Regions from separate parts of the Homo sapiens genome. Here regions 1 and 3 are each linked to region 2. A link is a loop called in an ENCODE intact Hi-C map of the cell type or tissue named here. Cell type or tissue: B cell. All regions are shown on one strand.

The links. Hi-C counts contacts between places; a loop is a spot of excess contacts. Peaks named below come from ENCODE experiments on the same cell type or tissue, not always from the same donor. Only the 100,000 strongest peaks of a DNase experiment are listed, where the experiment ranks them.
Region 1: it touches region 2 in a loop (21-fold over the local background); 34 of 110 quality-filtered maps call a loop at or near these places.
Region 3: a loop joins it to region 2, with 28 times the contacts of the local background. A loop is called at or near these places in 9 of 110 quality-filtered maps.

The regions. Positions count from the first base shown.
Region 1 is chr6:44,264,977-44,272,976 of GRCh38, reverse strand. NFKBIE (NFKB inhibitor epsilon) reads left to right here and starts at 7,426. Exons shown (of 6, transcript NM_004556.3): 1 at 7,426-7,995. The coding sequence starts at 7,631. It overlaps TMEM151B (transmembrane protein 151B), which reads right to left and starts at 2,527. Exons shown (of 3, transcript NM_001137560.2): 1 at 2,100-2,527. The coding sequence starts at 2,234. RefSeq lists a silencer at 7,212-7,881 and an enhancer at 7,800-8,000. In B cell, CTCF peaks have their summits at 4,578, 4,778 (motif pointing left), 7,737 and 7,942 (motif pointing right); DNase peaks (open chromatin) are centred at 4,776, 6,436, 7,316, 7,896 and 5 weaker places; H3K4me3 peaks cover 2,153 bases; H3K27ac peaks cover 1,762 bases; H3K27me3 peaks cover 3,134 bases.
Region 2 is chr6:44,169,335-44,177,334 of GRCh38, reverse strand. CAPN11 (calpain 11) reads right to left here. Exons shown (of 23, transcript NM_007058.4): 3 at 7,804-8,000; 4 at 7,360-7,429; 5 at 4,915-5,033; 6 at 4,262-4,395; 7 at 3,949-4,117; 8 at 1,184-1,267; 9 at 997-1,082; 10 at 680-754; 11 at 337-497; 12 at 1-93. Among named protein-coding and RNA genes, the nearest start is that of CAPN11, 15 kb to the right of the region's middle. RefSeq lists enhancers at 1-682, 6,673-7,872. In B cell, CTCF peaks have their summits at 4,251 and 4,452 (motif pointing left); DNase peaks (open chromatin) are centred at 74 and 4,444; H3K27me3 peaks cover 1,608 bases.
Region 3 is chr6:44,301,481-44,309,480 of GRCh38, reverse strand. It overlaps AARS2 (alanyl-tRNA synthetase 2, mitochondrial), which reads left to right. Exons shown (of 22, transcript NM_020745.4): 6 at 2,087-2,232; 7 at 2,450-2,558; 8 at 2,949-2,987; 9 at 3,090-3,201; 10 at 3,695-3,828; 11 at 4,283-4,427; 12 at 4,664-4,836; 13 at 4,948-5,061; 14 at 5,160-5,300; 15 at 6,058-6,195; 16 at 6,306-6,415; 17 at 6,571-6,679; 18 at 6,968-7,090; 19 at 7,311-7,421. LOC124901322 (a long non-coding RNA gene) reads right to left here and starts at 2,497. Exons shown (of 3, transcript XR_007059594.1): 1 at 2,406-2,497; 2 at 2,040-2,247. In B cell, CTCF peaks have their summits at 4,317 and 4,523 (motif pointing right); a DNase peak (open chromatin) is centred at 4,540.

The DNA.
Region 1 (8,000 bases), 96 kb before region 2:
GCAGAGGCCAGCACCAGAGATAACAGGCAGAGAGAAACAGGGATATGGAGAGAAAAGGTGAGACCAAGATGGGAGCCAGGGGCCAGAGGTAGAAACAGAAGTGACACAGAGCAAGCCAGAGGACAGGAAAGGGGACCGGAATGCCAGTACAGGAGAGTGCAGAGAGAGACACCCCAAGAGGCAGAGAAGGATCAGAGCCAGAGATAGAGGCCCAGGCAGCAAACACAGATGGATAGGATGGTACCCAGAGAGCATCCGAAGACAAACACAAAAATGGCAATGAAACAGAAGATGTGGACAGGGAAGACAGGGGAGGACAGACAGACAGGCATCAGCGAAGGAAGGTCCCCAGCCCAGACCCCTTCCAGGTCCTCTAGAAAAGGGGGAGGGACCCACTGACATCACTTCCCCACTTAACAAGTGGGGCCCTCACTTCCAGATTTTTTTCAGTCCTAGGTTCTAGAGGAGCTACTCCCCTCTGACCCATCCACCTCCCTAACCCTCACAATTAGCCTAACACGTCCTTTGGATAAGGGCCTCCAGAGAACCCCAGGCCCAGTCTCATTCCCCATGTTCTGGACCCTGGTTCCCCTGTGAGTCTCCCTCCTGCACCCTGACATCCTTCCCTTTGTCCTAGGATGGGAGGGAGGGGGCTGGGGTCCCTGAGCGGCAGGCAGTCCAGGAGGAGGTATCCAGAAGGGCAGAGGCATGTGGCTGAGGAGAGGACAGGCATAGGGGATGTGGGACTGGGGTAGCGAGGACAACGTTTGAAGCCCAGCAATTTATCAAGAGAAAATTATTTTTGGTACTCTCCTGGAGCCTGTCTGTTAAAGCTCCTGGCACATTCTGTCCCAGGGTTGGCCCAGGAGTTGTTTACATGTCTGGCTCCCCACTACACTGGGTACTCCTGAGGGCCCATGCTTCATTCTCTTTGCATCCTAGGTGCCTACCATGGTGCTGGCCCCCAGCAGCCACATCCTAATTGAGTGTTGAGTTTAATTTCTTGTAGTGGCCTCTGTTTTCCCACCCCTCCTCTGTGCTGTCTAGCTTTAGGAACCCATCCCCCACCACACACACACACACACACACACACACAACCTCCTGCTGGGATCCTGACTTACCCCCTCAATTCCTCAGGCCTGACCTAGAGGCCAGCCAGGAAAGAGAGGAAAAGAGTGGAAAAGAAGGGTACAGTAATAGGCATCGGTCCCTGGATCTAGAAGTATGGATAGTTAGGCGAGCTAGGAAATAGCACACAGTACATGTGGACAAGGAGATTAGGGTACATGTGCCTTTCGGGGAGCCTTGTCCTTAGGAGGTATGAACATACGGGCCCCTTCGTGTGCCTACCTGGTTATGTGCTTGTCCCCATGTGGGTACCTCTGAAAGGGGCTTTACCTGCAGGCCCATCCCCGCTTGTGTGCCTCTGCCCTAGTACAGGGTGCATGCGTGTGCACAAGTGTGCATGGGAGGCTGGAGTGGGGGTGCTCCTGGTACTTTCCTCCGTCTCTTTGTCTTCAGGTTCAGAGGACTGAGTACTAGGGACCCCAACTAGGGATATGAGGAAGCAGCAGGAGCCTCGTGAGAGAGAGGTGCACACCCCCCCCCACACACACACACACACACTCCCAATGACCACAGGCGGGACCCCCCGTACACATCTGACCTCCTTAGGGTCCCAGATCAGGTACCACCACCACTTCCCCATGGTACCCTCCTCGTTCTGTAGCCCGTACAAGCCGCCCTTCCTGGCCTTCAAGGTAGCATCCTCCTCTGTGAGACAGGATCCCCGCCACCGTCCCCACCCCGGTAGAGCATAGCCCCCACTCTCATAAGCCCAGGATCCGCGAGGCTCCGCCCCTAGGCCCCTCCCCCTGCCCGGGACCCCTGAGCCCCGCCCCCGGCGCGGCCCCTTCCCCGGCACCGCGGACAGCTCCGGCCGCCGGGTGGGGGCGGCGGCGCGGACTGCGGCTGCAGCGGCCGGCTCGGGGTGCGGGGCGCCGGCCGCGCTGCGGCGGAACCAGCGGGGGACGCGTGCGATGGGGGATGGGGGGCCAGGCTGCGGCCGCGCCCGGGGAAGGGGCGCCCTAGACTCTCACCTCCTCTCGGGCGGGGCCCTCGTCCGCCGCCGCCGCTGCCGCCGCCGCCGTGAGCTCCTCCGAGACCCCGGGGCCGCCACCGCCGCCGCCGCCGCCGGCGGCGCTCTCTCCCGCGGCCGAGCCAGGGGGGGACATGGCGTAGAGGGGGCGCGTCGAGCTCAGGACCTCCCGGGGGGCTGCCAGGGGCCGGGGGCATCCTGCGCGGGCCCTGGGGAGAGGACGGGAGGGGGCGGGGCCCTCGCTGCTCCCCACCCCCCGCCGGGGGAGGGGGCCCGGAAAGGGCACCGGGAGTAAGGGGCTGGGGGCTGAGGGTGGGAGGCAGGCTGGGGGGCCGGGCCGGGGGGGGCCGGGGCCGGGGGCGGGTGTCACCTTGAGGCCCTCGCGGCGCCGCTCCGCCTCCCGCCCGCTCCCGCCGCCGCCTTTTGTCTGAGCCGAGCTGGAGCCAGCGCGCCCCCCCTTTCCTGCCAGCGCAGCCGAGCCCCGCCCCCAGCCCCCCAAACTCCGCCTTCCCAAGCCTACCTAATAACCACCCCCCGAAGGGGTAAAGCAACAGGGACTCCCCACACCTCTTCCCCGCTCCCAGCCCTGCTCACTGCACCTCCCTCCCGCGCTCCTATCCTGGGAGAATCTGTGCCGCAACCCCTCTCCATCTGTTCTCCGTGGACTCGGTGCCCGAGGTTCAACCAACAGCACCCCCCCACACACACACACATCTCTGGTTCCCCCAAGTTCCCAGGGCAGAGGAGTGGGGAGAGGAAATTGATTCTTGGAACCCTAGGGAAGATCCTTACTCCCAGTTTCGTGGTGAAGGGTTAAGGCAGAAGCTAGACTTCCAGAGGAATGGAATAGGGGGAAAGGGAAGAGATTGAAGCTAGATGTGGGAAAGGACTAACAGAGGGCAGAGGGGAGGGCATTGGAACCGGCCTTCACTGAACCATCTTTCTTCCCTAAAAGAACAGCTCCAGAGAAGCAGTGAAGTGTGTGCAATACCCTAGGCTGGAGGGCAGGAAACCTGAGTTCTAATTCTGAATTCTGTATCTGTCATTAAGGAGTTATGTGACCTTGGGCAAGTGCCTTCCTGTCTCTGAGCCTTAATTTCTTCATCTGTGCAGTGAGGAAGTTGACTGGACAATTTCTAAGGCTCTGACTTGTAGGTGTAGGAAGCAAGCCAGGCTGAGCCACTGCAGGCAGCCTATCCTTTCAGGCCATCCACCCCACACTGCTTTTCCCTGTATCCCCTGGCACAGCAGGAAGGACCCTGACATTTATTCATTCATTCATTTCTGGATGTCTCCATTCAGTAAACAGGTGTTGGGTACCTATTGTGTGCCCAGTACAGAAATGAAACACAGTTTCCTTCCTGCAAGGAGCACAAAGTCTAATGGGGAGAAAAGAACATGAAAAACAACCATTATGAAGAATATAATAAAAGCCATGCATGATCAATCTTGTGCATACACAGTCACTGTGGAATCCTACTATGTGTCATTAGAGTCTTTGACATACAGTAACTGTTCTCCCCAATTACTCACAGGGAACCAAGGCAGAGGGAGAGTGAATGGCTTACTCAAGGTCACCTGCTAGCACTCACAGAGCTAGTCCTAGAATTCAGATCTTTCCCACTCAAAATCTATGGGGAATATTTGTGGGTAGGAAGTTAGTTTGGGGCAAAGCCTCGATGTCTGATTTTGGGGGATAGGGTACAAACACACTGATCTGCCCAGGATGTTCCTTCCCCTTGTTGGGGACAGGAGAGCCACTGCTCCCACCCCTCTAGTCCCACTCCTGGCCCTGCCTTCATTTTACTACTCTTCCCTTTCCAGGTGAGGTGAAGGTGGCTCTCTGTCCACCTATTGCTTAGAGCTATCCAGCCTGCATGGTCCTCTCCAGGTTGATGGGTCCATTCTCCCTGCCCAGAGGAAGGCGGCTGTCCAGAAGAGGCGGGGGTCTGGTTCACTCCCTTGGCAGAGGCAGAATCTCACTTGGTGGTTCATTCCAGCATCTCCTGCCCATGCTTTTTGGGAAGCTGGCCTCACAGCTAACTCCAGCCCCTCTTGTTCCAGTTTCAACCCCTTCCCCCACAGAGAGCAGAGCCCCTAACCTTGGCCTTTCCAAACCCACAGAGGATCCTTTCGTGCTCCCCATTTAGGCACCATAATCTTCCTCTTGACACCCACCCCCACTGCCTTCCTGTCTCCACTTCAAAGGGCTTTGGAGGAGGGACAGTTTAGCTCTTTTTGGCCAATGCTAGAGCTCCCAAGAGACAAAAGGCTACCCCTGCCTTCTCCATTCACACACAGTACCCTTCCCTGGAAGCTACAAGAAAGGGGGGTGAAGGAGGGGGCGGTGGAAGGAGCCAGCTGACCGGCTGGTCACCATGGAAACCAGGCCTGTTTCCTGAAGATGAGCCTAGCTGGGGTGGGTGGAGGTGGGGAGTGGGGGCACAAAGGGAACCAGAAAACAACAGAGAGAAAGACGAGGGGCCCAGCCTCAGAGAAGACTGGAGCTGAGGAGGCGAGGTCAGGTCCCTAGCCATGCTGTGGCCTAAGTCAAAGTCCCCAGGTCACCCTTTCAGATAACACTGCAATGGTCCCCCTCCCCATTCCTGGAGTGTTGGAAAGGATTCCTGTCAAGAGTGCAAGCTCTGGTAGTGGGGCCAGTGGGTGACTCAATGCTGACCTCATGTGGCCATAAAAGGGACTGCCACACACCTGTTACGGCTCAGAGCCAAACACCTGGCTGGGTTAAGTGGGTTTTTCCTAAAATTCAGCCTCTGTATGAATAAAAAGGAGGTCCTTGCACACTCCTGAGTTCTTACATCCTTGCAGAGGGCTCAGACACTCCCACCCTATGTGGTTTACCTCTTGATAAAGAAAAGAAGGTTCCACTAAAAAATATGTAAAAGTTTTGGATTAGATGAGAAGCCATCTCTGCACTTTCTATTTTAACTTGAGCAAGTCAACTCACCTCTCTGGGCCTCAGTTTCCCAACATTAAAATGGGGATGATAGTGTCAGATTTCGTGTGGATTTTTTTGTTTTTGTTTTTGTTTTTAGACTGAGTCTCACTCTGTTGCCCAGGCTGGAGTGCAGTGGTGTGATCTCAGCTCACTGCAACCTCCACCCTCAAGTGATTCTCCTGCCTCAGCCTCCCAAGTAGCTGGGATTAATTACAGGCATGTGCCACCAGGCCCAGCTACTTTTTGTATTTTTAGTAGAGATGAGGTTTCGCCATGTTGGCCAGGCCAGTCTTGAACTCCTGACCTCAAATGATCCACCCACCTCAGCCTCTCAAAGTTTATAGGCGTGATTACAGGCGTGAGCCACCGCGCTCGGCCAAATTTTGAACCCAGTTGGTCTGGGTCTGGAGTTTATTACTATACTTTTGCTGCAGCCTTTGAGGACCGGAGAGGAACATGTCAGGGGAGGAGACTGAGAACATCTGAAATCATGCTGACTCAAGGGAAGGAGATGCTTCAATTTCCCAGGCCTTTCCCCTCGTGGCTCCTCACTGGGCTTCATGCTCATTACGTCTTTCCCACTCTGGTCCTACATGGGGTTGAAGAACAGTGGGCCATCTTCTCCCCTCAGCCCTCCCCCAACTCTTCTGCCTCCAATCGCCCCCCACAGACTAGGTCCTTCTCCTCTCCCTATCTCTCTTCCCTTCCCATTCTCAGTTCAAATGGAAGCTTCCTTGCCTCTCACCCCACTGAGTAGCTGGCCCCACTGTGTGCCCCCACAACACCCTGTTCTCACTTCTGTCTTATCCCAACCACTCTGAGCTGTAATTGCCAAGGAGCTTTTTTAGGACCATGGGATTTTTTTGTTGGTCATGGGGGGTGGTTATTGGTTATTACTGTGATAGTCAGTTTTGCTTCCAGTAGAAAGAACAACGTCAGACATTACAGGAGACCTTCCATACATGTTTGTCAAGTAGGTGAATGATGGATGAATAAAATGAGGTTGCAGGGGAAGGGCTGTGGGAAAGCTGGCCTCCCCCCTGCAAAACGTTGCTGTCTACACTCATCCACCTTCCTTTCTCCAATGCTGGAGATGGAAAAGCTACATGTTCCCTTGCGGATAACCCTCTAAGGGCATTGCTGGCGTTAGGCTGATAGCACTTGGAATAGTGGGGAGGAATGAGGGAATAAATCATGGAGCATGGGCTTAGGGCTCACTTGTAGTAGGGTGCTCCCACGGCCTTCCTAGGCCCAGGGACAGTGAAAGAGGAAAGATGTTTTGGGACTAAGATTGGGGCTGTGTTGGGGACCTGAGCAGAGTGCAACCCAGCATGTCTGGGGCCTCCCCAACCTGACCCCACTTCCTTGACTGCTGGGGTTGACCAGAAACTGTAACTACCCAAGGCCAGGGTTTCACCCTTTGAGGAAGAAGAAACTCCACAACCACTTTACTTTTTAGACAACAGTTTCCCTGAGAAGACGCTCTTTCCAAAAAAACATTTTCATGCCCAATTCCATGTGATGTGGGACGTTGACACAGGAGACTGTCTTCCAGGACCCAGGAGAACTGCTCCTTTAAAGATAATGGGAGTCCCCTTTCCCTACCCGTACCCCTGGGCACTGATAGGGAAAGATGAGAAAGCAAGAGAAATTGAGATAAATGGGCAGGGGATAGGAAGCAGTGCTTCCCCATCCCATCGCCTACATGCCCTCCCCCAAAGATGCCAGCTTGTACGGACAATTAATAGATATTTCTTTTAAAACAAATGAATGATCCGGGACCGGTGGCTCACAGCCTGTAATCCCAGCACTTTGGTAGTCCGAGGCAGGCAGATCGCTTGAACCCAGGAGTTCGAGACCAGCCTGGGCAACGTAGCGAGACCCCCGTCTCTACTTGTAGTCCCAGCTACTCGAAAGGCTGAGGCAGGAGAATCGCTTGAACCCAGGAGGCGGAGGTTGCAGTGAGCAGAGATCAACCACTGCACTCCAGCCTGGGCAACAGAGCAAGACTTCGTCTCAAAAAAATAAAAAATAAAAATAAAACAAATGAATTAAGAAATAGAAGTGAAAGAAGGAAACAGTACATGCGTGGAACTAATGAATGGAGTGAAGGAGGAAGGGGGAAAGAGTGAATGAATGAATGAATGAATGAGTGAATGAATCAACGAAGGAGTGAGTCAAGGCCCGGGAACCACAGACTCCAAGCCTACGCAGAGCCCGGGAAGGGGGATTCCGGAGGGGCGGGGCCTCTTTCCGGAAGCGCCCGCCGGGGGCGGGGAGGGGGCGGGGCCATCCGCGTGAGGCGACCCTGTTGGTCCGGAGGGGCGGGGCGAGGAGGAGGACCCGCTTGGGCGGTTCGGCTGCCCACAGTAACCGCTGGGTGGACCTGGCCAGCGCTCCGAACCTTGTCCTCGCTGCGCGCCGGCCCCTCGGAGCCCCACAGCCCGGGAAGGAGGCCGCCGCGGGCCGGGCGCCCGCTCTGCCAAGCGGACCCGCAACCCGGAAAGGCGGCGCGGCGGAGCCTGGAGCCGGATCCTGCTCAGACCGGGCCCCGGCCGGCCAGAGCCGCGGGCATGTCGGAGGCGCGGAAGGGGCCGGACGAGGCGGAGGAGAGCCAGTACGACTCTGGCATTGAGTCTCTGCGCTCTCTGCGCTCCCTACCCGAGTCCACCTCGGCTCCAGCCTCCGGGCCCTCGGACGGCAGCCCCCAGCCCTGCACCCATCCTCCGGGACCCGTCAAGGAACCACAGGAGAAGGAAGACGCGGATGGGGAGCGGGCTGATTCCACCTATGGCTCCTCCTCGCTCACCTACACCCTGTCCTTGCTGGGGGGCCCCGAGGCTGAGGACCCGGCCCCACGCCTGCCACTCCCCCACGTGGGGGCGCTGAGCCCTCAGCAGCTGGAAGCACTCACTTACATCTCCGAGGACGGAGACACGTGAG
Region 2 (8,000 bases):
AGGTGCAGACCACAACATTGCCCTCTGCGTCATCCTCTGGGTCATCCCCCTCAGGAAGAGAGATCTTAAACTGGGGGTTGGTCCAGAACGTGCCTGTGGCGGAAGTGGGTCAGCGTGGTTATACGGGGGCTTCCCTTGGCCACGCCCTTCCCAGGGTGGACCGAGCTTCCCCAGCCACACTGGAGCTGTCTCCTCCACAGGGGCTGTGAAATCTGACTAACCCTTGACCTCATGGACCCTGACTCCGGTGACTCGTGCCCCAGGTCTGGTTTCGTGGTGAGCCGTGGCCCATCCTTCACTCCCTGCACACCCCCTCCCCTCTCACCCCTCACCCACCAGGGTGGTTCCTGCAGCCCCCTGCGGAGCTGCCTCTGCGCCAGCTGCCCTCGTAGAAGGTGGTGTGCCAGTAGCTCTTGTAGTCCCCAGAGAGTGTATCAGGCGTGAGGTTGCAGATCTCCAGGAGCGTGAAGTTGTTCAGGAAATCTTGGTAGGACATCCTGTGGTGGGGTGGGGGTGGAGCCCGTCAGCAGCACACTTGCATCCTCAGTTCCCTCTCCCTGAACCACCCCCCACAACCACCCCAAGCCTCCCCATCCAAGGCACAGAGAGGAGCGGAGCAGGGAGATGAAGGACCAGGGCCTAGGGTGGTGGTAAGAAGCCCACCCCAAGCCACACTGACCAGAACTCCCCGTCCTCCGTCTTGTGCAGCAGCTGCATCTGGATGTCTGAGGCCACCTCTTCCCACTCCCTGGCACTGGAGCAGAGATGGGCGGTGGAAGGAGAGGGGCGGAGGTCATGTGGCACCTCCTTCCTCTCCAGGGGACTGCCTCTTCCCTGAATGTCTGCCTGCTGGGGTGCGGAGCTAGATGGAGAATCTAGAGGGAGGAGCTTTGCCCTGTTGTACAGGTTGTTCTCCTAGATGGGACACCAGTCGGTCCACCTGGCACCGCCTGCTGTATCCTCCGACCACCCCTCACCTGGGTTGGGGACACCTACCTGTCACTCCAAGCTCCATTCCACTCAATCCGGCCCCAGGGATTCCGGACCCGAATCAGTGTTTCCATTTTGCCTCTGTAGTGGACCTGGGTGGGCGGGGGTGGTTAAAGGTCAGAGTTATGGGGTCAGGGAGACGTTCTCCTCCTTCTCAGGGTCCTCAGGGTAGGGCGCATTTCTCAGGACTCACATCCTGAAGGCCAGTCACAGAGTAAGCGTGCCCTCTCACCAGCATCTTGTCAGTCATGGATTCCAGTTCACTATCACTGGTGACCTACAGAACAGAGAGGGAGGGAGAGCATGGAGGGCATGGAGGGCATGGAGGACCTGGACTGGGCACCCAAAGGAAGGGGCGAGCTCTCCAGGTTAATTTTTTTAAACTAAACTTTTAAATTATTATCATTATTTTGAAATAATTGCAGATTCACATGCAATTGTAACAAATAATACAGAGAAATCCCGTGTATCCCATACTCAGGTTCCCCCAGTGGTAACATCTGGCAAAACTACAGTGAAATATCAAAACTAGAACGTTTTAAAAATTATTATTATTATTTATTATTATTTGAGACAGAGCTTTGCTCTTGTTGCTCTTGGAGTGCAGTGGTGAGATCTCGGCTCACTGCAACCTCTGCCTCGCAGGTTCAAGGGATTCTCCTGCCTCAGACTCCCAAGTAGCTGGGATTACAGGCGCCCGCCACCACGCCTGGCTAATTTCTTGTATTTTTAGTATAGATGGGGTTTTACCATGTTGGCCAGGCTGGTCTTGAACTCCTGACCTCAGGTGATCCGCCCACCTCGGCTTCCCAAAGTGCTGGGATTACAAGCATGAGCCACCGCACCCGGCTTTATTATTATTTTTGAGACAGGGTCTCGCTGTGTCACCCAGGCTGGAGTGCAGTGGTGTGATCTCGGTTCACTGCAGCCTCAACCTCCCAGATTCAAACGAGCCTCTCACCTCAGCCTCCTGAGTAGCTGGGACTACAGGCTCTTGCCACCATGCCCAGCTAATTTTTGTATTTTTAGTAGAGATTGGGTCTTGCCATGTTGCCCAGGCTTGTCTCAAACTTCTGAGCTCAAGCAATCTGTCCTCCTCAGCCTCCCAAAGTGCTGGGATTGCAGGTGTGAGGCACCGTGCCCAGCCCAGAATGCTGATATGGATGCAATCTGTAAACCTTATACAGATTTCCCCAGTTTTACAAGTGCTCACTTTTGTGTGCTCTATGCAATTCCATTATGTGTAGTTTCATGTAGCCACCACCACTGTCAAGATATAGAACATTTCTATCACCACAAGCATCCCTTGAGTCGCCCTTTTATAACCAAACCCATCTCTTCTCATGACTCCACCTCCCTAAACCTTGGCAACCACTCATCTGTTCTTAATTTCTATTATTTTGTCATTTCAAGAATGTCATTTAAGGCCAGGCACAGTGGCTCACACCCGCAATCCCAGCACTTTGGGAGGCCAAGGCAGGCGGATCACCTGAGGTCAGGAGTTCAAGACCAGTCTGGCCAACATGGTGAAACCCCGTCTCTACTAAAAATACAAAACTTAGCCATGCATGGCAGCAGGTGCCTGCAATCCCAGCTACTCAGGAGGGTGAGGGAGGAAAATCTCTTGAACCCAGGAGGTGGATGTTGCAGTGAAACGAGATCGCATCACTGCACTCCAGCCTGGGTGACAGAGTGAGACTCTGTCTCAAAAAAAAAAAAAAAAAAAAAGAATATCGTGAATCATGCAGTGTGTAACCACCTTTGGAGGGGATTGTCTTTTTTTTTTTCTTTTTTCTCAGCTAATTAATTTCTTTTTTTTTTTTTTTTTTGGTAGAGATGAGGTCTCACTATATTTCTTAGGCTGGTCTTGAACACCTGGGTTCAAGCAATTCTCCCACCTCAGCCTCCCAAAGTGTTGGAATTACAGGCATGAGCCACTGCACCTGGCTAGGGTTGGCTTTTTTCATTCAGCATAATTCCCCTGAGATCTGTCCTAGTTTCTCTGAGTATCAATAGTTTGTTCTTTTTTATTGCTAAGTAGTATTCCACGGTGTGTAATAAACAGTTTGTTTAACCATTTACTCATTGAAGGACATCTAGGTTGTTTCCTGTTTCGGGGCTATAATGAATAAAGTTGCTGTAAACATTTGTGTACAAACATTTTTGGAGACATGTCTTCATTTCTCTGGGATAAATGCCAAGAATGCAGGGTCATATGTAGCACCCTGGGTTCATGTATTTTGTCGAGCAAATGTTGGTTGGGTGCCTATTGCATGCTGGGCTCCTTCCTAAGTTCCAGGGTCCAGCAGTGAATGAGACAAAGAAGGTCACTGCCCTCATGGAATGTGACTACTATCTGGAGAAGATGGGCTATGAGTGAAAACATAGATAAGCAAGATAATTTCAGGTCACAATAAATGTTGGGGAGAAAGTAAAAACCAGATAGAAAGTAAACAGGGCTGGCTGGGCACCGTGGCTCATGCCTGTAATCCCAGCACTATGGGAGGCCGAGGTGGGTGGATCAGTTGAGGTCAGGAGTTCGAGACCAGCCTGGCCAACATGACAAAACCCCTTCTCTACTAAAAATACAAAAAACTACGCAGGCAGGGTGGCACACGGCTGTAATCCCAGCTCCTTGGGAGGCTGAGGGAGGAGAATCACTTGAACCCAGGAGGTGGAGGTTGCAGTGAGCCGAGATCTTGCCACTGCACTCCAGCCTGGGAGACAGAATGAGACCCTGTCTCAAAAAAACAAAACAAACAAACAAAAAAAAACAAAAAGAAAGTAAATAGGGTGGGGACGGCGACTTTAGACGGGGAGGTAGGGAAGGCTAGTCTGGGGAAAGGGCAGTTGAACTGAATGAGAAGGTGCTGGCCGTGCAGATACTGGGGGAAGAGCCTTTTGGGTGACAGCAACAGCAGGTGCAAAGGCCCTGAGGTGGGACCATGCTTTGCTTACTTCAATGGAGCAACCCATGAGGGAGGATCGCTCCACGGCCTTCCTAAGGAGCCTGAGCAGGTTCTGAGGGGGCCTCTGGAGTTGGAAGCTCTGGGCCACGCCTCCTGTGAAGTCCTCAAGGCCCTCCATGGTACTGCCCCCTGACAATGCTTCATAGGACCCACTCAGCCTGTGGGCACAGAGAAGGCACTGTTGGGCTCTAGGATGGAGGTGAGGGGAGGGAGGGATGTCCTGCTACCCCCTCCCCTCCCCCTGATTCCAGCTGTCCAGACAGAGGCAAGGCAAGCCCCCTTCCTCAGCTCCCAGCACTCACTTGGCATACGCCTTCTCCAGCAGGGCACTCCAGAACTCACTGCGTTCGGTTGAGTGCACAAACACCAGCTTGTCATTCTTTGTGGGCAGCCGGTCATCTACCACCACGTTCACCCACTGTCCAAACTGCCAAATCTGTGGGTAGCAAACACACACCCCTTGCGTGGGAACCCTATCATCAAGCGCCTCCTAGTGGCCAGACCTGATGACACGCCAGTGTCAGAGGCTCCACTCTCCAGAATCACTGAATAGAGAGGGAAAGGCAACCCAAAGCCTGAGCCCGGCCCCGCCTCCTCTCCAGCTTCTGCCACGGTCTCCAGAGGGGAATTTGTCCACACATTGCTAAGTCAAAGGGGCAGATTACAAAAATTATGTGACAGAGACTACCAGTGTCACACACACCCACACACACAGTGGAGAGGAAGAGAAGGAGAAGGGAGAAAGAGCCACAAATTGCTAACAACTATTTTCTTTTGGGACTTAAAAAATTAGCTTACATGATTTCTTTGGTGGGCAGATATTTCTCTGATAATTAGTCCAAAACCCACCCTAATAAATGCTATTTTTCAAAAGGAAAGAAGGTAAACTTCAAAGCATATATGATTCTTCCCCCGCCCCCAACAAAGCCACAGTGGCTCTCACACTGTCCTTCACCTGAAAATGGAAGATGCCAGCATAGTTTTTCTTGAAGCTCTGTCCTCTGGGCACCACGCGGTATAGCAGTTTGGGGCAGGTGGTAAGGGAGCCGATGGCAGCCAGCAGCCAGCAGTCCCCTGGAAAGACAGGCAGGGCTTTGCCACCCCTGAGCAACCCCATATGTGTGGGTGGGCCTCAGAATCCAAGGCCTAGGGGAGCAGGAACTTGACCCTGTACCCCATTCTCACCCCCCCGGCGGAGAGGCACCCTCCCTCAGCCCTCCCACTAAAGAGTGTTCAGGAAGGAGGTAAACAGGGAGAAACTGAAGGCGGAGAGACTCTAGTAAGGTGAGTTTCTGTACATTTTCTTTTTTGAGTCAGTGTCTTGCTGTGTCACCCAGGCTGGAGTGCAATAGCATGATCTCAGCTCACCGCAACCTCTGCCTCCTGGGTTCGAGCGATTCTCCTGTCTCAGCCTCCTGAGTAGCTGGGACCACAGGCGCCCGCCACCCCACCTGGCTAATTTTTGCATATTTAGTAGAGATGGGGTTTCACCATGTTGGCCACGCTGGTCTTAAACTCCTGGCCTCAAGAGATCTGCCAGCCTTGGCCTCCCAAAGTGTTGGGATTACAGGTGTGAGCCACAGTGCCTGGCTGTACCTTTTCTATTATGTGAGAGACACATCCTTTTGTTTTTCTTGAGTTTGGAAAAGAGGTACTTTTGGCCTCAGGCTCTAGGAACCTATTTTTTTTTAAAGTAAATTTTTATATATAAGTAGAGACAGAGTCTCACTATGCTGCCTAGGCTGGTCTTGAACTCCTGAGCTCAAGCAGTCCTCCTGCCTTGGCCTCCCAAGGTGCTAGGATTACAGGTATGAGCCACTGCACCTGACCAGTAACCTGCTTTCTTTGAGACAGAGCCAATACTCTCCACATTCTTCCAACAGATCCAGTCACCTTCCTGCACCCTGTGAGTACACTGGTGTGGCCACGAAGTTCCCAAGAGGTCTCTCCCTCATGTCACCCACATTATATTGGGGACCCAGGGCTCAGTATGTGCCCCAGCAGGGTCCCTGGAGCTAGGCATTGAAGTGGGTATGAGGCAGTGTCCCTGGCCTGAAGTTCGGCTAAAGGGAATCCTATGGGAGATGAGCACTACAGACCTCCATTGCCACCTGTCTCCTAGGCATCTCAGCCCTTGCTGGGTGGGGTCCAGGGGCAGGGTGCTGTGCATCCTACGCCAGGCTGAGGTTGAGGGAGCAGAAAGTTTCTATGATTACCAATGGCCTCTTGGCTGCCTGGAGAGAGGAATATCAAGGGCGCTCCAATCCCCCTCACTGTTAGAGTGCCTCGGAGAAGTGAATTCCCTCCTCCAGCCCATTGTCCCTCCAGCCTACTGAGCCACAGCGGCCACAGCAGCGGCCCTGGGGTCTAAGGTCTCCTTGGCCTCTGCTCTGCCCACACCTTGCCCTTTTTTCTGCCCCAAGGGGACAGAATTCAGTCTCAGAGAAAGCCCACCCTGGCTTTATCCCTAAAGAGGCAGCGAGGGATCTGGAAGAAACCCTTGAACGGGACCAGACTTAGGGAGAAAGATCTACCCTGGGGCTTTCTATGGGAGCCCTGTGAGAGTGGGCTGAGTAGACCCCGTTGCCCTCCTATTTGATACCCCAGATTGATCGGGTTCTAGCACCTGTAGTGGTTTCTACAAATTCTTTGACCATCCTCCCTTCCAAAGGTAGAGCCTAATTCCTCTCCTCTTGAGTGTGGACCAGATTCAGTGCTTGCTTCTAACAAATAGAATATGGTGGAAGTGATGATGTGCAACTCCTGAGACTAGGTCAGAAAAGGCATTATGGCTTCCTCCTTGTCCTCTCTCTTAGATAACTCGCTTTGGAAGAGCAAGCTACCACGTTGCGTGGACACTCAAGCAGCCCCATGGAGAAGCCTATGTGGTGAGGAACTGGGGCCTCCTGCCAACAGCCAGCAAAGACCTGAGAGCTCCTGCCACGTAAGTGCACCCTCCTAGGAGCAGACCCTCCAGCCCCAGGCGAGCCTTCAGATGATCACAGGTTGCAGACGTCTTGACTGTAACCTCCTGATAAACCCTGAACTAGACCCATCCAGTGATTCTGCTTCTGAATTTCTGACCCACAGGAACCGTGAGATAAGAAATTTTTTTTTTAAGTTGCTAAGTCCTAGGTAATTTATTATGTAGTCAAATGTAACTAATATTCCCCCCGCAAGACCCAGGCTGCAGCAGGCAGGGAGTGGCATCCAGACTTGGGAGGGGCAGGAAGAATGCACGGTGTTCTCACTGTCATCTCCTCAGAAGGGGAGGGACAGGGGAACAGAAGCAGGCTGTCTGACCTCAGGGCTCCCTGTTTCCCAGCTTCAAAAGACACCCTGGCACCCCTCCCCCAATCCTCTTGCCCAGGTGGAGACCAGCTTCCTGTGCCCCACTCACCGAGGATCCCCTGGCAGATGTCTGTTGGAGAAATCCCATCCATGATGAATAGAGGGTTGTTTATGATATCCTGCAGTGAAGGAATAAAGGTTTCAGGGGGCCCAGGACACCCCCTCCCCACCTTTCTCCCACTTTTGCTGGGGAATGATGCCCACCTTGAAGTTCCAGGGGAACAGATATGAGGGGCAGGGAGAGGGTACAGGACCAACTTGGCATAGCTGCAGCTTGTGATAGCAGAGGTTGGTGGGTGATTTCCTTAGGGTTACCTAGGAGGTTTGGCTTAAGCATATTCAGAACTGTCCCCAGCTCTGATGAAGGTGGGGCCTAGTGCCAGGGTCAGAATGGGGTAGTGGGGGGTTGAAGATTGAAGATTCTAAAAGTGATAGAGGGATCACTACAAGCTCCCTTCCATCCATGAGTCCATGCCTCCCTTCCAGTGCCCACCTTGGGCCGCTGCCAGGAGATGTTCTGCACATTTTTGGAGTTGGGGCCCAGGTCCTTGAAGCCCAGTGAGCTGGGTTCAGCAGGGAATAAGGGGTCCTCGAAGAGCTCCCCCTTTCTTAGACAGGCTGCTCGCAGCTCCTCAAAGCTCTGGTTACCAAAGTTCTGGGCGTTGTCGTGCTGGCCCACGCCCTTGGCCT
Region 3 (8,000 bases), 130 kb before region 2:
ATAGTAGGAACATGTGTCAGTTGGCTTTTGCTGTATAACCACCCTAATGCTCTGTGGCTTAACCAACAACCATGTATCTGCCCCCTGAGTCTGTGAGCTAGCGTTTAGGCTGGGCTTAGCTGGCTCATTCTTTGGTCTTGTGTGAGCTCATTCATCCATCTGTGGTGAGCTGAGAGGCCGCAGCTCCTCTGGGGCTTGGCTGGCTGTCAGTTTGGGGGCAGTAGGGGTGACTGGACCATGTGTCTGTCATCACCTAGCTGGCTAGTCTGGGCTTGTCCACATCACAGCTCAGCAAGGTTCCAAGACAGAGAGCAGACACATAGGCTCAGAACAGTGTTGTTTCCACTGTATTCTATGGGCCAAAGCAAGTCACAAAGCCAGCAGAGATTCAGGGGATGGAGAAATGGATTCTGTCCCTTGATGGGAAACAGCTGTAAAGTCCCATTTTAAAGTGGCATATGCCTAGGAAAGGGCCATTTTTGTGAACAGTCTCACAGAGAAGAAGGCAGAATCCAGTCTTGTGGGCCTCAAAGTCCAAAGTGGGGCCTTGATTCTCAGAGTGGTGAGAAGAGTTCTCAGGGCTGGGCACGGTGGCTCACTCCTGTAATCCCAGCACTTGGGGAGGCAGAGGGGGGCGGATCGCTTGAGGTCAGGAGTTGGAGACCAGCCTGGCCAACATGGCAAAATCCTGTCTCTACTAAAAAAATAGAAAAATCAGCCAGGCATGGTGGCACACACCTGTAGTCCCAGCCACTTGGGAGGCTGAGGCAGGAGAATCTCTTGAACCCAGGAGGTGGAGGTTGCAGTAAGCTGAGATCGTGCTACTGCACTCTAACCTGGGCAACAGAGTGAGAGTTCATCTCAAAAAAAATAAATAAATAAAAGTGTACATCAGATCATGCCACACTCCCCACTGAGAACCCTTCTTTTTTTTTTTTGAGACAGAGTCTTGCTTGCTCTGTTGTCCAGGCTGGAGTGCAGTGGCATGATCTCGGCTCACTGCAACCTCTGCCTCCGGGGCTCAAGCAATTCTCGTGCCTCAGCCTCCAGAGTAGCTGGGATTACAGGCACCCGCCAACACACCTGACTAATTTTTGTATTTTTAGTACAGATGGGGTTTCACCAGGATTGGCCAGGCTGGTCTCAAACTCCTGACCTCAGGTGATCCACCCGCCTCAGCCTCCCAAAGTGTTGAGATTACAGGTGTGAGCCACCGCGCCCAGCCTGATGTACACTTTTAAAAGGCTACTCCTGTTGCTGTGTGGAGGATGAGCTGGAGGGAGATGAGAGCAGAAACTTAGGAATCAGTTGGGAGGCTATTATCGGTCCAGGCAAGGACCACAGGGCATGCTTCGGATAATAGCAGTGGAAGTAGAGACAAGTAGATTGATTTGAGAGATGTCATGGAGGTAGGAGCAAAAGGAACCACTGATGGATCATGACGGGTAGGGGAAAAAGAATTCAAAGATGGCTCCCAGGCTATTGACTTGAGCAACACAGTGAATGGCATGACTGTTAGACGAAGAAGCTTGGGGAAGAGAGAGGTTTGGTGGTAAGTGAATCAAGCTCCCTGCTTTGGAGCATTTCCGTGTATGTAGCTTACACTCTCCCTCCCTGCCCACCCCCACAAAAGATGGGAGAGGCAAGAACAGGTAGTGGAGAGCACCTGGAGTCCAACAGGCCCGGCTGAGATCTCAGATCTGCTCCTTGAGAGCTGGGTAGCCTTGTGTCACTGAGTTCCTCTGAGCCTCAGCTTCTTCTTCTTTAAAGCAAGCATGCTAATACCTCCTGGAATGGGCTGTTTTGGGGATTCGAGGCCATGTTGTTCAAGTACTCACCCAGTTCTGATAGTAGAAATTCAGTAAATGGTCACAGATATGTTCACTTGTAGCACCAAATATGAGCCCCGTGAGGGCAGGGCCTGGCTTGTGCTCATCTGTGAGGCTTCTCAGCCCAGGACTGGACTGGCAAGGCCATTCTGGATGTGGTTGGCTTTAGGGCTGAGGGCAGATGCTCTAGAGGCGATAAAGAGCACCCACCTGGGCCAGGTCAGGCAGGGCCACTGGCTGACTCTTCTGCTTCCCAGGGCTGCAGGGCACCCCCTTACTTGGGCCGAGTAGGGGTGGCAGACGAGGGGCGCACAGACACAGCGTACCGCGTGGTGGCTGACCACATCCGCACACTCAGTGTCTGCATCTCTGATGGCATCTTCCCTGGGATGTCAGGTCCCCCGTGAGTCTGGAAGGGCTACAGAGAGGACAGGGGCTGCTGGGGGTCTCAGGTGGAGGAGGGAGGGAACAGGAGAGGTGGGTCTGGTTGAGCCAGTAGGAGGAATGGGGAGAGGGAGAGCTTTGAGGTGGGAGCACACACTGGACCTCGTCCTTCCCACTCCCCATATTGCTGACCATGAGCCGCTGGGGATTCATGTCTGGGCTCTGAACCCCTTTAGGCTGGTTCTTCGTCGGATCCTGCGTCGAGCTGTGCGTTTCTCCATGGAGATCTTAAAGGCACCACCTGGCTTCCTAGGCAGCCTGGTACCTGTAGTGGTGGAGACACTGGTAAGGACAGAGCTTCTTTTTCACTCTGGGCCTCCCTGGGCACTTTGGGGAGCCTACCACTGAGCCTAGACAGTGCCCCCAGCCTGGGTGCCCAGAGGTCCCCACCCTAAATATCGAGCCCAGCATCCTATCAGCAAGCTAAGAAAGCTGTCCTTGCTTACAAGAAGCAGGAGAACTTGAGGAGGCTCCTTTTCCAAACTGCTCAGCCCTTGACCTCAGGACCCCCTTCTGCCACCCTACAGGGAAACCAGTTCCCCATTTGAGTCCCTCTCCCAGCCCCTCAATGTGTCTGAGCCTCCAGGGCAGGTGTCCTCAGGGAGGCCCAGGGTGGGGAGGTGGGGGTGGGTTGGTTGCCTTTCACACCTCCTCAGCCCTCTCCACCTCCCCCAGGGAGATGCTTATCCAGAACTGCAAAGGAACTCAGCCCAGGTACTGGATTCCAGTGGGAGAGAAAGGGGTTGATGGGAGAGTTGTGGAGAGAGACCCTCCTTCCAAGGAGACCCAGCTCCACTTCTTCTCTGCCTGGTTCAGATCGCCAACCTGGTGTCAGAGGACGAGGCAGCCTTCCTGGCCTCCCTGGAGCGGGGTAGGCGGATCATTGATCGGACTCTGAGGACCCTGGGGCCTTCAGATATGTTCCCTGGTAAGCAGGATACCTAGCCCATGCACAAGGGGCTCGCTGAGACTCACCAAGGTGGGCAGAGGAGGGAGCTCTGGGCCAGCCCCATGCCTCATATCCACCCCTGACCTCTTCCCAATGTTCCTTTCTCCCTGGACTCTCCTTCCATACCCAGACCCCTCTGCAGCAGGAATACCACCCTGCCTCTCCCCATGTCCACAGTGCCCAGCTAGCCCTGCCTCCTGCTTTCCTAGGTTGGCTTCGTGCATAGACTGAGCTTCCCTCCTCCCTTGAAATGATGTGTGCCCAGGGAGTACCCTGGACTACCCCCAGCTCTGGCCTTGAGGCATGAAGCCTGAATGTGACCCCTCTCCTGAGGCTACCCAGTATGGAGCGGGTATTTGTGTTTGGCATCTGGTGGCTTCTGCGTGGTTAGAAGGGCCCTGGACCTTATTTTTCTCCCCTTCTTTGTCTAATCCCTCCCCTCCTCAACATTCTTTGTCTTTCTTTCTCAAAGCTGAAGTGGCCTGGTCCTTGTCACTGTGTGGAGACCTGGGACTCCCCTTGGACATGGTAGAGCTGATGCTGGAGGAGAAAGGGGTCCAGCTAGACTCCGCTGGACTGGAGCGGTTGGCCCAAGAGGAGGCCCAGGTACAAGCTGTGGCACCCCATGCTGGGTTCTGTTAGGACACCTCTTCCCCAGCCCTGAGCTCCTGGGGGAGGAGCTGTGAATATTGAGAGGAATCAAGAGGCTGAGATAGGATCTGTCCCCTCACCTGGGAGGTTTCTAAAACCTCAGGCCACAACCAGTAGAAAGCAAAACTAGCCAATGGGCTAAACACAGGAGCAGAAGCCAGCACAGCTTCCTGGAGAGGGGCCCTCCAGGGGCAGCAGTGGGCAGGAAGGCCTAATCCCGAGGAGCCGACATGATGGATGGTTCAACCAGCTCAGGGGCTCTAGCAGCCAGCCAAGCCCTGAGTTCTTATTCCAGAAGGGCTGCAGAGTCCACAGCTGTGTGGCAGGGACAGGGCCCTGCGAGGCTGAAGTCCCACTTTCATTCTTTCATTCTCCATGCACTTCTTCCATGCCCATGCCCACCCTGCAGCACCGGGCACGGCAGGCTGAGCCAGTTCAGAAGCAGGGATTGTGGCTTGATGTCCATGCGCTTGGGGAGCTGCAGCGCCAAGGAGTGCCCCCAACTGACGACAGCCCCAAGTACAACTACTCCCTGCGACCCAGCGGAAGTTATGGTGAGAGCCTGGACCAAGGCCTGCCGCCACAAGCTTGCCTGACCATGACTAAGAAGAATGTCCAAGATGGTTGCTGCTAGCCCCTATGTATTCCCCAGGATGGCCACCAGGGGTCTCTGTGGCCCCCAGCTGGAAGTGCCCCTGCCAGCGGGGGTGCTTGTTGGCCTCCAGGCACAGACCCACCTTCACGTCCCCAGCCCCTGCCCACCACTAATAACCATTCTGTGCCCTGGCAGAGTTCGGCACCTGTGAGGCCCAGGTGTTGCAACTGTATACAGAGGACGGGACAGCAGTGGCCTCCGTGGGGAAAGGCCAGCGCTGTGGCCTCCTCTTGGACAGGACCAACTTCTACGCAGAACAGGGGGGCCAGGCTTCAGACCGTGGCTACCTGGTGCGGGCAGGGCAAGAGGTGAGTCTCCATCACAACCCAGGCTGATTTCTGTGGGCGGCAGACCCAAGCCTGAGTGGGAGCCAAGGGGAGGGAAAGGCTACAGGCACCTTGACCACTACCCTCCCTCAGGACGTGCTGTTCCCAGTAGCCCGGGCCCAGGTCTGTGGAGGTTTCATCCTGCATGAGGCAGTAGCCCCTGAGTGCCTGCGGTTAGGGGACCAGGTGCAGCTGCATGTGGATGAGGTAAGGATCCTCCCTAACTGTTCCCAATACCCTGCAGCCCCTTCACTCTCCCAACCCCCTGCCCTCACCCAGGACGCTGGGTGACAAAAGTATTTCAGGCCTGGCGTCTAGGCTGCATGGCGAAGCATACGGCCACCCACCTGCTGAACTGGGCACTGAGGCAGACCCTGGGCCCTGGCACAGAGCAGCAGGGCTCCCATCTCAATCCTGAGCAGCTGCGCTTGGATGTGACCACCCAGGTGAGCCCGGCATAGAAAGACAGGCTTCATGTGAGGTGACAGGCATAAAAGAGAGACAGCCTGCTGTGAGCGGGTTGCCCTTAGAGTCCTGGGCTCTAGGCCCAGCACGGCCACCCAATCACTATGGGACCCTGGGCAAGTCCTTTCCCCTTGGGCTCCTTGTGCAGCAGTGAGGAGTCAGGCTACAGAGTGTCTGGGGCCTCGCCCAGCTCTGATGTGGGATCCTGAAGGCCCTCCAGCAGGGGCCTTCCCTTCACCTCCAGCCGCTCCCCTTCCTTGTTTCTACTGTCATCCAAGCCATTCTTGCCTAAACTGGGCTGCCCTCTCCCTCTGCTGCCACCCTGTCTCCCTGCGCTTCTTACACATCTGGCTTAAATCCTTTCTCCAGGAAGTACTTGCTGGCTAATCCCCATCCCACCTGCTTATTCCCTGCCCCTGCATCCCCCCATCCTGTAGTTCTCTCTTCCATTGGGCTACCCCTTGTAAGCTCCATGTGGATACAGCCTCCTTTTTCTGTTTCTTTAACTTTTGGTGCCTGGTGAAAGGCCTGGAGCTTCCAATAGGCCCAACTCCCAGATAGCTTTCTAAGGAAAATAATTGTCTGCTCAGGTAGTGTTTATTGAGCACCTATTATGTGCTAGCCACTATTCTAGAACCTGGGGATAGCTCAGTGAACATTGACCGTGTTTCAATGCATCAGTTAGAGGTGTGGGGCTGACTGCATGTTGGTCTTTCCATTTCCTCCCCACCCCTCCAGACCCCATTGACCCCAGAGCAGCTCCGGGCAGTGGAGAACACTGTGCAGGAGGCCGTGGGGCAGGATGAGGCTGTGTACATGGAGGAGGTGCCCCTGGCGCTCACTGCCCAGGTCCCTGGCCTGCGCTCTCTGGATGAGGTGAGTTGGGGAAGCCCTTTTGCTGGAGATCGGGGGCCTCCTTCAGGCATACCTGGAGGCTTTATCCTTCTCCTTTGGCAGTTAACGGGCCTGTCCCCTCTTGACCTCAGGTTTACCCAGACCCTGTGCGGGTGGTATCAGTGGGGGTGCCCGTGGCCCATGCATTGGACCCAGCCTCCCAAGCCGCACTGCAGACCTCTGTGGAGCTATGCTGTGGGACGTGAGTCACTCCTTTGTGCTGCCTGGCCCAGGGGCCCCGGATCCTTGCCCTTCCCTTGGTCTTTGGAGCCATCAGCCCTTAATGGGAGATGCACGCTGGCTTCTCCCTTCTCTACTGTCATGCCCCGACTTTCTGTTCACTCCTTCCTCCCACAGGCACCTGTTACGTACTGGGGCTGTAGGGGACCTGGTTATCATCGGGGACCGCCAGCTTTCCAAGGGCACTACCCGCCTGCTGGCCGTCACTGGGGAGCAGGCCCAGCAGGTCAGCATGCCAGTAGGCCTGGGACTTCTGGGTTGAGTGGGTGCATGGGACACACGCAGGTGACATGCTCAGGCTCAGGGGTGCCCAGCAGCAGAGCCAGTGTTCATACTTGGACACCAATGTGGCCATATCAGCTATTGGCAGCTGGCATGTGTTTTGATTATTTGGTGCTGGTGCCTTGATTGGTCCTGATTGTTAAATCTTATTTGTCCCTGACCAGTAATGAGTTGAGAGGCCTTGTCCTGGGGAGATGAATGTAATCCTGACCCTCCTGTCCCCTCCCTGCAGGCCCGAGAGCTAGGCCAGAGCCTGGCCCAGGAAGTGAAAGCGGCCACTGAGCGGCTGAGTCTGGGGAGCCGGGATGTGGCGGAGGCACTGAGGCTGTCCAAGGACATAGGACGACTCATTGAAGTGAGGGCCACGCCTACCACCCCACCCTCTCCTAGCCCTATTACCTCCCCTATTCCTCCCTGGACTCCTTCAGACTCTCCCTAGCACTCCAATTGGGTTGGGCTCCAGCTGGCCCAGATATTTGTCTGCAGGGTGGGTGTCTTCCCTGGCCCTGCTGGTCCCTACCTCAGAGACTATGGCTCAGGGAAGGGCAGGGGTGATGTACTGCTTCTGGCCATAGGCTGTGGAAACTGCTGTGATGCCCCAGTGGCAGCGGCGGGAGCTGCTGGCCACAGTGAAGATGCTGCAGCGGCGTGCCAACACTGCCATCCGTAAGCTGCAAATGGGACAGGTGAGAGGAGGTTTGGCTGCACCCATGTGCCCAGAGACACTCCAGCAGATACACTGAGAAGTCTCAAGGGCTGGGGCATGGGGGTGAGTCAGAGGCTGTGCAAGGACGGGGTGGTGGCAGCTTCCTTCTCCTGCCAGCTGAGAACCATCACCCAGGCCATTCCCCCACTTCTGTCTCTTTCAAACTGTGTTTCTCCCCCAACTCCCAAGTCTGGCTCAGAACCCCCGGAAGCCTACTGACTTGATTAGTGCCATTCAGCCCTGATTGCACCTCCACTGTGGATCCCCCTTTCTCCCGCCCACTCCTGGTCCATCTGTGCTCTGACCTTCCTCCTTTCACCTTCAGCGACCTATTTGTAGGGGCCTGAAGCTATGATGAAAGGGAAGTGGTGAGGGAAGTGAGGAAGGACACATGTGGGACCCAAAAAGGAGGCCACCCTAGGCAGAGTCCCTGCCACCTCTGCCTAGAGCTAATGACTTTTGGGGTGGGTGGGGGAAGCAGGGGATTGCTCAGCTGGGGCTTAGTTCAGAAGTTGGGGCTAATTGGAAACCTGCCTCTCAGCCTGACCCCTCTGCTTGT